Linked DNA regions of Homo sapiens: regions 1 and 3 are each linked to region 2. A link is a loop called in an ENCODE intact Hi-C map of the cell type or tissue named here. Cell type or tissue: endothelial cell of umbilical vein. All regions are shown on one strand. Region 1 has its middle 23 kb from the start of LINC01804. Region 2 has its middle 40 kb from the start of LINC01804. Region 3 has its middle 49 kb from the start of DDX1.

Evidence for each region. Peaks named below come from ENCODE experiments on the same cell type or tissue, not always from the same donor. Only the 100,000 strongest peaks of a DNase experiment are listed, where the experiment ranks them.
Region 1: a loop joins it to region 2, with 5 times the contacts of the local background. A loop is called at or near these places in 5 of 110 quality-filtered maps.
Region 3: a loop joins it to region 2, with 5 times the contacts of the local background. A loop is called at or near these places in 30 of 110 quality-filtered maps.

The regions. Positions count from the first base shown.
Region 1 is chr2:15,665,431-15,670,430 of GRCh38, reverse strand. No RefSeq gene overlaps it. Among named protein-coding and RNA genes, the nearest start is that of LINC01804, 23 kb to the left of the region's middle. In endothelial cell of umbilical vein, no CTCF peak of the experiment used is centred here; no DNase peak of the experiment used is centred here; H3K27ac peaks cover 1,314 bases.
Region 2 is chr2:15,728,543-15,733,542 of GRCh38, reverse strand. No RefSeq gene overlaps it. Among named protein-coding and RNA genes, the nearest start is that of LINC01804, 40 kb to the right of the region's middle. RefSeq lists a silencer at 1,197-1,256. In endothelial cell of umbilical vein, no CTCF peak of the experiment used is centred here; a DNase peak (open chromatin) is centred at 2,892; H3K27ac peaks cover 682 bases.
Region 3 is chr2:15,638,368-15,643,367 of GRCh38, reverse strand. No RefSeq gene overlaps it. Among named protein-coding and RNA genes, the nearest start is that of DDX1, 49 kb to the right of the region's middle. In endothelial cell of umbilical vein, no CTCF peak of the experiment used is centred here; a DNase peak (open chromatin) is centred at 2,987; H3K27ac peaks cover 1,085 bases.

The DNA.
Region 1 (5,000 bases), 63 kb after region 2:
AAAATTAAAAATAGAATTATCATATTATCCAGCAATCCCACTTCTTGGTATATATCCCAAAGAAGTAAAATCAGGAACTCAACGAGATATCTGCACTCTTGTGTCACTGCAGAATTATTCGTAATAGCTGAGATGTGGCAACAACTTAAATGTCCATTGACCAATGAATGGATAAAGAAAATGTGGGCTGGACACACAATGGAATATTATTCAGTCTTAAGAAATAAGTCGGCTGGGCACGGTGGCTCATGCCTGTAATCCCAGCACTTTGGGAGGTCAAGGCAGGCAGATCACAAGGTCAGGAGATGGAGACCGTCCTGGCTAACACAGTGAAACCCCATCTCTACTAATAAAAAATAAAAAAAATTAGCCGGGTGTGGTGGTGGGCGCCTGTAGTCCTAGCTACTCAGGAGGCTGAGGCAGGAGAATGGTGTGAACCTGGGAGGCGGAGCTTGCAGTGAGCCGAGATCACGCCACTGCATTCCAGCCTGGGCGACAGAGCAAGACTCCGTCTCAAAAACAAAAACAAAAACAAAACAAAAAAAAATGATCTTTTATGAGTTAAAAAAAAAAAAAAAAAAAAAAACTCCGAGCCTTTGCAATCATGGTGCTTATGAGGAGGAAGGAATCGGACTTCTTGCTCCACCTCCTACTAGAATAGGAATGGCCTTGCTTGGTTCAGATTCGAAACAGCAGGTGGTAGGGGCTGGCTCCCGGTAAGCAAGGTGTTGCTATTTTCCCTGCCCTGCTTCCTTCCACTTGCCACATTCTGCTTGTCCTGCAGGGTCTAGGTCTAGTTGCCCCTAGCTCCTAGAATGCCAGCTGACTCAGTCTCCTCAATGCCCTGGAGATTTTCTAAGACAAAGACAGGCTGTAAGTCTATGCATAGCTCCCCGACTTGTGGTATTTGTTTCTATATATTTTTTCCATAGTGAATGGTGCCCTTGAAGGGCTTTTCAGGCTCCAGATTTAGCATTTGGTGGAGAGGTTTTGTGCCATTTGATCCTCCCAATAGAACCCTAGTCAGTTCAGGACATCAAATGTTTATTGCGTGAATGAATGAAGGAGCATAGACACCTGCAGAACCTAGAAGAGAATCAGACAGGTTTGGCTGGAGGGCTGGGAGCAGGGAGCTGCTAGAAGCTTGGGCTGTTGGTGGTCTCTGGTGTTGACTGAGTAGAGTCAGCGGTGCCTCTCCTCTGTCTCCCTCTGCCCCCTACTCCACCCCTGATCCACGTCTCCCCACTCCAGGTTCACACTTAAACCCCCAGCTGTTTCCTGTGGGGCCCCAGATCATTTGACCCTAAGAACAACAGAGCCCATGGCCTGCTTGTCATTTCCCAGGTAGGTCTGCCACCCAGACACTCTGCCACACTCAGAAGATAGGCACAAATGCTTTTATAGTTTTAAAGGAAGCTCCATTTTCACACACACTTCCGGTGATGCTGCTTTGACATCGTGAAGAATTCTTTTCTTGTTTTCCTAGGATGGAATTTGCAACGTGTTTTCTCAACTCACCCACGTCAGACTTGAGTGAAATGAACTCTGAGCATGTCTGCTTCTCCCAGCAAACTTCAGCTAATCCAAGGACAGTCATTAACTTGTTATTCTAAGTAATCCTCTGTTGAAAGCTGTGAGCCGCCTGGGGTGGACGAGGGCAGGGTTTTCAAGCACAAAAATATTGGACCTGCGGCTCCCATGAGGACAGACAGCCTCCCCAGAGGAGGGGAGGGATTCGACAGCCTCACTCCCAGACAGGACAGACAGAGGCATTTCAAACCCAGCTATGTTTCAGCCACCTTTGTATATGCTTTTGTCATTGTGTGGGGAATATTTTGTCGGCTTGTTGCTCACTAACATTCAGATCTTTGTTGTCGACAGAGGCTTTCGCAATTATCAAACCAGATTAACAGTGGAAGCAGCCTCTCGCATACATTTTTAAAACACACATCTTATTACATACCCTACCTAAAAAAATATCCTCAATACTTGCCCAGTAACTAGAGTTGTTAGATCCACTCCTTTGAGATCTTCCTTACAAGGCTCTTCCCTGCCATTTCCTTCTCCAACCACATCCTCTTACTCAACATCCCCCAATCCTATTAGGCTCCTCTGTGCCAAAATGCAATTGCACTGATTGTTCCCTTTGCCTAAAGTGCCTTTTCCTATTTTTCTAACAACAAATTCACACCTGCTTTCAAAGCAACTCACATATCCTAGCCAGGATTTTCTGCTCAAACATTTACCTCTATCTGACCCACCGCTTAGTAGGTTGAAATTATTTGTGTTAATGTCTGATTCTGCTCCATGCCATGAAGCTGCATCATTCCCTGAGTGCTCCTGAGAGTTCAAACAAAGCCCCTTTAAAATTTCCAAAAGCATCACAACCTCACCTTCTCTTACTTCTAAAGTAATTCAGATCCAGTCCAAGCATGAGAAGACCACTGGAGGAGAAAGTCATTTTTTTCACTTGAGTTTAATATTTTTCTTCTTGAGCATGCTTCTAAGAGGCTGTTCTCTGCATTTACCTATTCCCTGCTACCCATAAATTCTTCTCATCTTCCAAACCTCAACTGTGCTAACATGCAGGCTTTGATAGACAAACATGCAAACAGCTGTTGCCTTGGAGAATTCTAGCCTAGAAGCCTCAGCGTGCCTGTTCTGATTTCTTCCTTTCAAATGTCAAAAAAGCTTCCTGGAAAAGTCAGAGGCTGTTCTTGATTAATGAAGACTAGAGTTTTGCCATGAGTACTTGTATGTGTGGGGCAGAGCTGGGGGGAAGCTTACCCCAAGACCTCCAAGCCTTTATATCCTAGATCTTACCTGTGAAGTCCCTCCCAGAAAACATCACGGAGCAGTTTGGCAGACATTTGAGTCTGTTGCAAGCAAAGACATGTTCCCTCCGTGATTGGAATTTTATGTCTCCAATCATAAAAAACATAAAAATAGGTAGCACGTTTTTCTTATTGCCTACGATATGCCAAGCACCTTGAGGTGATTCACACAGACACTTACATCGAATGACTGCCATCTCTCTGTGGATTGTCTCTAGGTCTACCTCGCTCCCATCTCACATAGGAGGAAACTGGCATCCCCCTTCTTCCTTTGACCCCATAAATAAACAATGCACAGTGCCTGGTATAGGACATGCTTGGTGTAACAGGGAAAATCATTCACCCAGGCAAGCATTGATGTTCAGAGCACTTAGTGGTGGAATACGTTATCACCAGCTCAAGCATGCGATGTTCAGCCACTCCGGCCCAGGAAATGTAAGCACGGGACGAACGGGTGGTTTTCCCACGCCTCCCTTGCCAGTTCCAAGGGCTGAGGCTCTCCAGAGCTGGGCTGTGAGTGCCTCTCCTTCTCTCTGGGGAGAGCTCACAGCATGGCTGTCTCTACAGAGCACGAGGATAATGGGCAGATGAAGGTCAAAGCTACAGGCCCTAACCAACCACTATTGAGCACTTGTTGTGTGCCCAGACCTGTAAAGCGTTTTCATGAGCAGGGATTTGTGTGTGCTTTGTTTACCATGACATCCCCAGTGCCATGGCTGGCACACAGCAACCACTAATAAATACCTGTTGAATGAATAAATGGACAATGAGATCAGTGCTTTGCCTATGAGGAGTCAGCTAGCAGAGTTGACATTTAAACGCAGAGTTATCTGTTGAGGTTGAGGAGAGCAGCTACCTTCAAGGAGTACACAGATACAGATGATGCAGAGATGCCTAAACATCCTTCACCTACAAAGGCTGGGGATGAGTCTAGCAGCCTCGCAGGTGGCCCATGTCTTGTGGCAAGACCATTAGAGGAGATATCAGGAGACCCAGGCCCTGGTCCTGCCATGCCCGGCCACATGCAGTTGGGCAAGTCCCTTGCCCGGGTGGTTCTCACTTTACCTGTATGTAAAATAGGATTATTAACACCTGTGTGCTCTCACAAAGAGCGTTAAATGAGAAAAGGTGTGCAAAACTGCTTTGTTCATTGCAAGGGCGAATTCAATACCAATTGAACCCTGTTCTCCCTGGGTCTTGGTCTCCACATCTGTGCATTCATTGTGCAATGGGCACTGCCAGCTCTCCCATGCCAGAATTTGGACAGATCAGCAGGGCTTTCTCATTGCATGGCTGTGGGACGTGGCGGGGCTCCATTCACACCATAGTGAACACGATCGCCTCACCATCCCAGGAACTTGCCCGCACCCAGCCTGCACAACTACACGCAGTGGTTCCAGATCAGGGCTTGTTTTGATGAGGCCATAAAGTCAGTATTATGGTGGGGCAAGTAAATAGGAAAGCGGCCCCTATCCCCAGAAGCTTTCAGACGGGAGACACAGATTTCCAAGAGTGGAGCTGGTGAAGTCTCCCTGGACCAGGCAGGGTGCCTGCAAAATAGTCCAACAGACCAGAGGACCAGAAGAAGGCAAACATCCCCTGCACCAGGAAGCAAACTCTAGGGGCTAGGCTAGTTTTCTCCACCCTCCACAGGACTTTGCCCACTTTTCTCCTAGCCCAGTGCTGGGGAGGCGTGGGGAGGGACTGTGAAGGAAGGAGAGCTGCTCACCCTGGTTCCTGACTCCTGCCTGCCCCCTAGCCCTTCTCAGCACACACAGCCTTGCAGTGTGGACGAGGGAGCCCAGACTGTGGCCTCAGGAGAGTGAGAGCAGAGGGGCCCGCCCGAGCTCTTAGCACACACCTGGGTGTCATCTCCAACAGTCCTGTGTCTTTCCACGGCCTCACGACGCATAAGCATGAGCGCTGGATTTCCCTGGAATGCCCAGGCAAGAAATCTTACCCAGTCTCAAAACATCAAAACATGTTAAAATGGTTAAAAATCTTTCTGTTGGCCTATGGGGTAGGATGCCTGAGATCTGGGGGAAAGATCTGGAAGCTGCGTCTTCGGTGACACTGCAGTTCACTCTGGTGGTCCCAACTCCTGCGTCGTGCTCTGGGGGGTCCTCGGCCCACATGTGGCTCATTGGCCCAGATGTGGCCTGTGGC
Region 2 (5,000 bases):
GGGTTTGGTTGTCTCTGCTTTTTTCAGTGCCAGGATTTCGTTTCTCTTTCTCTCATCCAAGCGTCCAATACGAAAAGAAATTGGACTTTTATGCCCCAAAACTTCCCCTAGGGATGCAAGGCAGGAGGCCCAGGAGAGGTTAGATCATAGAGCTTTTATTTCAAACGGGAGCTCCATTCAAATAAAACCGCACACCGGCCGGGCGCGGTGGCTCATGCCTGTAATCCCAGCATTTTGGGAGGCCAAGGCGGGCAGATCACAAGGTCAGGAGCTTGAGACCACCCTGGCTAATATGGTGAAACCCCATCTCTACTAAAAACACAAAAAAATTAGCCGGGCGTGGTGGCACATGCCTGTAGTCCCAGCTACTCGGGAGGCTGAGGCAGGAGAATTGCTTGAACCCAGGAGGCGGAGGTTGCGGTGAGCCAAGATCGCACTCCAGCCTGGATGACTGAGCCAGACGCCATCTCAAAAACAATAACAACAACAAAAACCTCACACCATTGCAGCTGCACCTAAGTGAGGCTTCAAGTCAGCCCAAGTAGTTATATCAGAAGGAATGGGGGAAAGATGTTGATAAGCTCAGGTAAGATGCCTCAGAAGCTTTTGAGTTTTTAATTTTTTTAAATCTAAGACATTCCTTAAAGGAAGATGCATATTTGGGTCATAGTGGGTTGGAAAAGATGAAGAAAGATCTTTTGGATTTTGAAGCCCTGGCTTGTACCAGGGAGAGGGAGAGGCCAGCCTCAAGAGATACACTGGGCTCGTTTGGAGACACAGGGCCCGGCCCCACCCCATCTCTAGAACCCTCACCATGATAAGTTCCCATCTGTAAAGTGGAGGTGATGATAATGCCAGTCTCACTATGATTCAACACCAGTGGGGGCTGCAGATGCTGGAAGTTTCAAATCGTATTGGGAATGACATCACACAGATGGCTCCTGGAACCAGGCCACGTGGATAAGCCGCCCAAATGGACAGGCAGTAGTGATCTTCCTCTGGCATAATGAGAAAGGGGCTCAGTGATGGGAAGGTAATTTAGTCCCTGGACCAGCTGAGCTGGGCTGGTAGAAACCTTCCTTCCTCTTTGGAAACTGGAAGTGAGAGGCAGGCAGCTGGTAGGTCTCCCAAGAGGCGTGAAACCTAGTAGAGTGGGTTATTTATGCAAATTACAGAGAAACCCCATGTTATAAGATTACGTCTCCTGAGCTGTTTCTTTTCTGTCCTTGTTGGAGAAGCTGAGATGGACTCAATTCAGTTTCTTCATTCATTCATCCATCCATTCATTCCCTCTCCAACACAATACCTGCTATGTAACAGATATTGTGCAGGGAAACAGAAATAAATCTGACCCTAATTCTGGATCTCCAGAGATCTAATGGAGGGAACCCAGCTTAAGCTTAAACCTGTGATTCAGGACAATAAAGTGAAAGGTGTCTGTTGGTGGAGGGCCTTACAGTACTCCGGGGGCTGCAGGGAAAGAGACAGGGAAGGTTGTCTGAAGCAAGGGGCAACTAAACTAGGTTGATAAACAGGGAAAAGCAGAGGAAGGAGGTTCCAGTCTGAGAAAATACATTGATCAAAGGCAAAGGGCTGTGAGGGTCAGGGGTCAGAATACAAAGCTCTAGTGCTGGAGGGGAGTGCCTAGAATTTAGGGAGCACCTGCTAAGGGGAAGCCCAAACACTTCCCAGAACTCCACCTTGGAAGTGACAGCTTCCAAAATCTGCTTCCCCAAATGGCAAAGAAGCACTAAGGCTAATGTTAGCTTCTCCATGTAATCTCCTAGTCCTTGGCACGCTCCTCCATCCTGCCACTTGCGCCTAGCAGAGGGCTGCCTAGAGTGAGCACTCAGTGACGACAGAGAAAGGAACACACATAAAATTCTGCAAAACTCAAATGCAAGAATAAGTGTGAAATGCATTATAAACCGTAAGGAGCTGTAGAACTGTGAGAAATTGTCACCAATAACGATTGCGTTTCTATCCAACTGCTTTGCAGGGGCTGGCACTCCAGAGATGAGGAACAGCCCTGTCCTCAGGGAACCCAGAAGAGTCAACCAGGGATCCCGGGGCTGCCTGGCCAATGCTCTGACAAGATGAAAGGTTCTTGGAAGAGGTGAAACCTGTGCTAACTCCAAGGGCCCACAGGAGTCAGGCAGGTGAGGAACTGGGGTATGGTGTCCCAGACTGGGAACAATCCCAGCAGGTAACAGAAGGCTGATGGCCCAAGAAGGACATGGGTAAGACAGGCTGGAGGGGCATCCACCAGAGGTGATAGCCTGAGGGGCATCACTTGGATTTCAGTCTCAAGGCAAGCTCAAGTGCTGGGAGAGAACATGGCCACTTTTGTGTTTTGCAGCAGAGCTTATCTAGGGGGACACACGTATGCCATGAAATTAATCCCTTCAGCCCTTGAGGCAGTGGGAGAGTTGGGCAGCTCCTACAGTTGCTGCTGGGTTGCTTCCCCCAGACCACCTTGGAGAAGCATGGGATCAGGGCAATCCCTCCAGCAGCTGGGAAGCAGGAGGCTGTGCTACCCGGGGCCATGGCTCACACCTTGGCACCAAGGAGGTGCCACTAAATACAGATGATGTGAATAATACTGGGATGATTGTGAGCAGCTCCTATGCAACCCCCAGAGGAGGCTTACCCGACCCTGATGCTCAGCACAGTCTTCACAGGACTTTTCAACTCTGCCTTGCTGCATTCCTGATTGCATTTCTTTCCTATGCCCAGATCCGCCCATCTCAGAAGGGCTGCAGAGCCTGGGTTCCTGTGGACCCACCACCCTCCTCACAGGTCAGACTCTGTGGCTTCATCCCAGCTGCTGACCCACTGCCAAACCGCAGCAGCCGGCATCTGCCCCAGGGCTGGACAAGCAGCCTGGCTCTGTGCCCAGCCTGCACAGCTGGGAAAGAATGAGTCAGCAGTGTCTTGTCTCCTTGGCCTTACGCTAAGCATGACCTATTACAAGGAAGTAAATAACTGGGGAATGGTCCCAGCAGGGAACTCCCTGAAACCTCAGGGTCTCAGGAATGGGACAAATCTTAGAGGTCTTTTGCACAAATGCTCTTCATGCACTACAGGAGCTCAGCCTATGGAGCCACACTGCCTGGTGTCAAAGCCCTGTGGGACCCTGAGCAAGTTAATAACCCTCTGTTCCTCTGTCAAATGAGGATAATAATAGTATTTACCTAATAGGGTCGTTATGAAAATTGAGTTAATTGGCGTAAAGTGTACACAGCATATAGTAACAACTAACAAGTGTTAGCTATTACTATTGTTATCGTTATGTGAAGCGATCCCTTCTCTGGCATCTCTTATGATTAAGCCCTCATACAAGTGCTTCCAGAGACATGAAGGTCATTACCACGAGAGGCAAACTCTAAGCTGTCTTTCTCTTGGCCTGTACAAAACACAACTGTTACCTCTCATCCTGACGGATATTCACAGTAGATCTCCTCTTCCTGGTATGCCCACCTCCACTCTAGGATGAGACCCTCACTTCCTTCCGAAGTTTTTCAAAGGGAATACTTGTTGTCTCTTTGCCCCCCTTGGCCCCTTCTTCTCGTGATATGCTAATTTGTCCACTCTTCCTCTGAACAACTGAAAACAATGTTCCAGGAGTGGGCAGACCAGCACAAATAGAATAAGAGCATCATCTTTCTTGTTCTAGGCACTGAATCTCTAGCAATCCAGCCTGAAGTCACATTAGCTAACTGACTGCCCCCATACACAGCTGGCCCATAAAATCTCGGTTAATTTGGCTGGGCATGGTGGCTCACGCCTATAATCCCAGCATTTTGGGAGGCTGAGGCAGGTGGATCACCTGAGTCAGGAGTTTGAGACCAGCCTGGCCAACATAGTGAAACCACATTTCTCCTTAAAAAAAATAAAACAAAATTGAGGTTAATTTTAGTTAGAACCTTCTAGGGTCCTTCTCTCATACCCTTGTGCTTGCCATATATCCCCATCACCCCCTGCCAATCTGAGCTAGTTGGTTCAGCTTTTTTGACTCCAAGACAAGACTTCACACTCAATGCTTTAACTTTCATTGTGTCTGCTCTGGCCTGACTTTCATAAAAAGTCACCACCATGATGTCAGCTGTGAGTGTCATTGGTCCATTCTTGTCCAAGCAATCGATTGCAGCTACCCTGACCCAGCTCCTGTGTCCCTTTCCTGAGTCCTTTACACCTTAGCGGTAAGGTGATGGGCACGAGAAGGACTCAGTCCATCTGCAGGTGGAGTCAGCAGATCCCTTCTGCCTTCCAGTCACAGACCTGAAAACCAAACGCTGAGATCGCCCAAAGTTCATGGAGCCACCAATATCCAGAAACAGATGAAAATGTTTAGGAGGCAAGAGGCAGGCCTGGAAGAACCCGAGGACGCCACCTGGGCCCTAGTCCCACTTGGACACTGGCTCTGGGTGTGACCTTGGGTGAGAAACATCCCCTCTAGGCCTCACCCTCCTTATCTATTGAACTTGATAATTCAGGCCATCTCACCCGCAAAGTTCATCACCCCTTCAAATAACTCTGTCACCCACAGTACTTTATTGCACCCCCCTGCTCCATGGGTTAGGACACAAGGAGGTCCTTTCTTTCCGTATCCCACAGGTACATTTAAAGGCTCACCATATGATTATCTAGTCATGGTTCAGACTAAGGAGCTATATTGTAACTACTTTTCCTGCATGTTAACTTTTCCTGAACATAAATCTTGTCTCCGCAGCGAATCCCCCAGGAGTGGGGAGTCTTCCTCCCTACCCCTCTCCCCCTGCCTTCTTTTCCCCATCTGACGTACCATCTGTGTGTTTATTGTTGGTTTTCTCCTCTTGAATGTAACAGAAGCAGCCAGGTTTCATTAATCCCCATATTCTTCTAAACTATAGCTCCAAACTGAGGGTGTGACATTGAGGAAGGGCTCTGCAAATATTTGTTCATCACTAGTTGATTGATGTCATTTGGATTTTCTTAAGCCCACATCTCTAATGCACTGG
Region 3 (5,000 bases), 90 kb after region 2:
GAGCCTGAGTAGATCAAAAGGCCAAGAGCATGAGGAGACTTTGCTCCTTCAGAATCGCTCCTTGGCCCCCTGAAATGAATGACCAGCTTTAACAGACTTTTCCCCCCCAGCTCACATTCCCCATGGTTGGTGAGGCAGAAAATTCACAAGAACAAAGCTCTTGCCCTAGAAAGATCTTCTTTTCAATTTAGGGTCAATTCCACTTTGGGGACTTCCAGAAGAGTCACCTTTAAATTAAGAAAAGAGAAAAAGAAGCTGTTGCATATAAGCCAGGGAAAACCACACACGAATGTGAACAGCACCCGCGTTCCACCCAGCAGCACGGATTTTTTGTGGGAAACTTATACAGAGCCCCGTAAGCCTCCAAGGAGGTGAGAGTCGGGAGGCGGGGGACGGGCAGAAAGACGTTGGAGTCCAAGAAACTGGATTCATTTTTCTACCGGCTGTGAGTAGGGCAACTTCTAAGGGCCTCATCTTGTCCTTCTGGAAAATGGGCAAGCAGCCTGCACCCTGCTGTCCTCACGCAGCCATTGTGAGGCCAAGAAGAGATGGCATTTGGTGAAGGGTCTCTGTCCTCCCCTGCCCCCCAGGACAGCTGGCCATGTCACTCCAGCCTGAACATGTGGTGGCATCCTGCTCTAGAATCTACCTGGGCTCACCTTCTCCCAGCCTTTCAGGACATATTGACATGCACTTGGGTTAATGAAAGTCAACATTCTTTACATTTCACCCCTTGTGAAATATCAGGAAGCTAGGCTCCATGTGGTCTGGCTCAGCTGGGAAACCATCGCTGAACCCTTGTTCTATCGGTCTGCGGACACGATTCAGTGTCTTGAGCTCTGTGGGATCAGCTGTCCCTCTGAGCTGAGCCAGCCCTCCCGTGAGTGGTGTTCAGCCTCCGGGGCCCGGGACCGGGAACAAGGGCAGACCAGCCTGCAGTCTGCATCCAGCGGCCAGGTCAAGGTGATCGAGTTTCTCTCTCCAGTCACAAATTCCATCACCCCTGGCTCCAGGGTAATACACTCAATCTCAGGGCTTGAGCTATAACACGGTTCATTTCTGGGCCAAATCTCTGAAGCTGAAGGGTTTATTTTTAAGGACAAGCAGTTTGCTGTTTTCAGCTTTTCTCATCAGAAATAGTGCAATTCAGCTTGATCTGCATTGGAAGCATAATTTATCATCTCACACAGATGGTTGCTAAGGGTGGGGAGGAGGTTTACTTTTCATTTTACTTCAGCAAATATTTCCTGAGCCCCTACGTGTGCCAGGCACAGAGCAAAGCACTGGGGATGCACACATGAGTAAGACAAGCTCCTGATCCTTGACACACTCCTAGTCCAGGTGAGAGACAAAGCTACAACCCCAGATTTGACATTAGACAGTCCTGCTTTGGAATCTTGGCTCTGCCATTTGCTATTGGAGTCACCTTGGGAAAATTACCTCACCTCTTTCTAGCTAAAGGTTTGTCAGCTTTGTTGATCTTCTCAACATACCAACCTTTGGTTCTGTTGATTTTCTCAACTGTTTTTCTATTCTCTATTGCATTAATGTTTGCTCTAATCTTTATTATTTCCTTCCTTCTGCTTGCTTTGGGTTTAGTTTGTTCTTTTTTCTTTCCCCCAGTGCTTTAAGGCGGAAGGTTAGGTTATTGATTTGGGATCTTTCTTCCTTTGTAATATAGTCATGCATAGCTATACATTTCCCTCTAAGCACTGCTTTACCTACTCCCATAAGATTTCCTATGTTGTGTTTCCCTTTTCATTTATCTCAAAGTATTTCCTAATTTCCCTTGTGATTTCTTCTTTGACTTATTGGTTGTTTAGTAGTATGCTGTTGGTTTTCACATATTTGTAAATTTCCCAAAGTCCTTTCTGTTATTGACTTCTACACATAGGGTCTATCCTGGAGAATGTTCCATGTACACTTGGGAAGGATGTGTATTCTGCTGCTCGTGGGTGGTATGTTCTACAGATGTCTTTTAGGTCTAGTGAGTCCACAGTGTTGGTCACGTCTTCTGTTTTCTTATTGATCTTCCGTTTGGTTGTTCTATCCATTATTGAAAGCAGTGTATTGAAGTCTCCAAGTATTATTGTTCAATTGTTACCTCACCTCTTTGAATCTGTTTCCTTCAAGTAAAATAAATATTCCTGACTTGCAGAGGAGATGGAGTGCAAAGCCCTGAGGCACAGCCTGCCTGCCACCTGTGGATGTTGCTGCTGTGTCTCAGAAAGAATTGACAGAGTGTAGGACAGCAGTGGTGAGGAGATTTCCTTCTAAAGTAACCAGTTGTCCTGGGTTAAGCTAGTACTGCTTCAGCCTGAAAAACACAAACCCTGTTTAAAGAGAAAGACAAGGCTTAGAACCTGTCTACTTCTGTGGCCTAATTTTCAGGATGTGCAGATCTCCTGCCCAAAAAATACAAATTAACTAGCTGACAAATCGTAACTTCTCACCCTAATTATGCTAGCTGGTGTCTAAAATTCCTTCACAAAAGTTTCTCGTGATAATTTACCTGTCCATCCATCTAAACTTCCCTCCAACTCAACAAACATTTACCAAATCACCTTTTCTCAGCCAGATCTGCCTCAGGTACTGAGGATACTGAAACCAGACCTGTCCTAAACACCCTACTCTATCCAGAAAGAGACACTGAGGGAAATTTTATTATGTATTTGTTATTTATTATTTAAGCAGTCAAATAAAATATCGGAACATAAACGCTCTAATAAAAGAAGGAACAAAAGGTTTTGAGGATACAGAAGGGGGAAGTGACCTGCCTCATAAGAGCAAGAAGGGGGTAAAGATGGCTTCCCCAAAAAATGTTAACTGAAAAGAAGCTGCCAACAGTGGCTTGAGTTCCACAACCCTCTCTGCCCCTACCGATCTCCTCAGGTGGGAGGGGGCCCCGGGGAGGAAAAGGAGGAAAACAAGAGGATGTTACACAAAGTGAGTCATCCAGCCTCAAATAACCAAGAGCTGCAAAGGCAGAAAGTTCTTGACTTGGAAGTTTGCCAACTCCAATGCTGCAAAAATAACCGTGATGAATTCACATGTTTCTGTGCAAGTGTCGGTCCACCATAACACTGAATACTCAGCCATAGCAAACTGGAGCTTTGGGCCCATATGCTCAAAATCAGGCTCAGGCTTTGGTCAAGGTTTTCTTGAAGAAGCCAAAACCTGTATTTTCCCATTGAAAACCATCCTGGTCTTCTATCCTGTCCTGGATAGGACCATGGAATAATGATTCCTGCTCAGGGTTAAAAGTCATTAGGTGTTTTTCTGTTTTGGGTCTCAGTATCCACAGAGGAACTTTCATTTCTTCCAGGTTAAGTTGATAGACCCTCCCATTTTATGAAAAGCTAATCATAATATTTGTTGTACACCCACTGTGCACACTGTAGGGAGAGAAAAAGGACATCCAGAAACCCTTCACCGAAGCAGAATTTAACCCACCTGGAAACAGAGAGTGGGAAAAAAAGTCATACAGCAGTTTTTAAAAATTAAGAGCTGCAGGCTGGACACAGTGGCTCACACCTGTAATCCCAACACTTTGAGAGGCCAAGGCAGGAGAATCGCTTGAGCTCCCAGGAGTTTGAGACCAGCCTAGACAACATAGAGAGACCCTGTCTCTACCAAAAATTTTAAAAGTTAGTCTGGGTGTGGTGGCGTGCACCTGTAGTCCTAGCTACTTGGGAGGCTGAGGTGGGAGGGTCACTTGAGCCCAGGAAGTCCAGGCTGCAATAAGCCACGATCGCACCACTGCACTCCGGTCTGAGCAACAGAGTGAGACGCCATCTCAAAAAAAAAAGAAAAAGAAAAAGAAAAACGAAAAAATTTAAAAGCTGCATCATAAAGTATAAGGACGAGACAAAGGGTGATGTACTAGAGGCCTTCCTGGAGAGAGAGCAACAGAGCAGAAATACAGGCTCTGGGGCCTGAAAAACTCAACCTAGGGCCAGGCGTGGTGGTCCACACCTGTAATCCCAATACTTTGGGAAGCTGAGGAGGATGGATCGCCTGAGGTCAGGAGTTCGAGACCAGCCTGGCCAACACAGTGAAACCCCATCTCCACTAAAAATACAAAAAAGTTAGCTGGGCATGGTGGCACATGACTGTAATCCCAGCTACTCGGGAGGCTGAGGCAGGAGAATAGCTTGAACCCGGGAAGCGGAGGTTGCAGTGAGCCAAGATCATGCCATTGCACTTTAGCCTGGGCAACAAGAGCAAAACTCTGTCTCAAAAACAAACAAACAAACAGACAACAAAAAAAACCTCAACCTGGGGTACTTAGACTTCACTATTCTGGGCCTTGGATTCCTTATCTGCAAAAAATGATAGCATTGGCTCTTACATGAGGCAAAATACAAAATAGCTGGCTCATGGCTGGTATTCAAAAGCATGATGTTCTCATGCCCCCACAAGAGAGGTGGCAGTGACTCAGGTCCCTAAGGATGGGTGGAATTTTGACAGGCAAGAGAAGGCAGGACTTTGAGCAGCCTTCTTTGAGGCAGGTCTTTAAGCAGCAGGACTGAGCAGGGAGTAGTGGACAAGTGCCTGGATTCTAATTCTGGCTCCACTGCTTCCTAGTCACATGATCTTCAGCAAATCACTAATTTCTTGGTGCATCAGTTTCCTTATCTATGAAAATGGGAACACCAGTAAAATTTGTCTTCTGGGGTTGGTGTGAGGATTGAGTTAGGATGGGTAAACACTTAGAACAGTACCTGATATAGTGAAGGGTCATAAATTTTATCCATTGTTATATATGGAGGGGAATAAGGAGTCCAGATTTGATATGATTTGAGGAGTATGGGAAATAGGACTAGGAAGGTTGGGACTAGATTTTAGAGGGCCCTAAGTGCCCAAATTAGTCTGGACTTAAACACAATCAAGGCCCATCACAGGCTCTTGAATGGGGGTTGACATGGATTAATAACAACTCTTAAATGGTAAAGGCCAAATGGGCTCCTGTCATAGGTATAAATTATACCAGAAGAGGC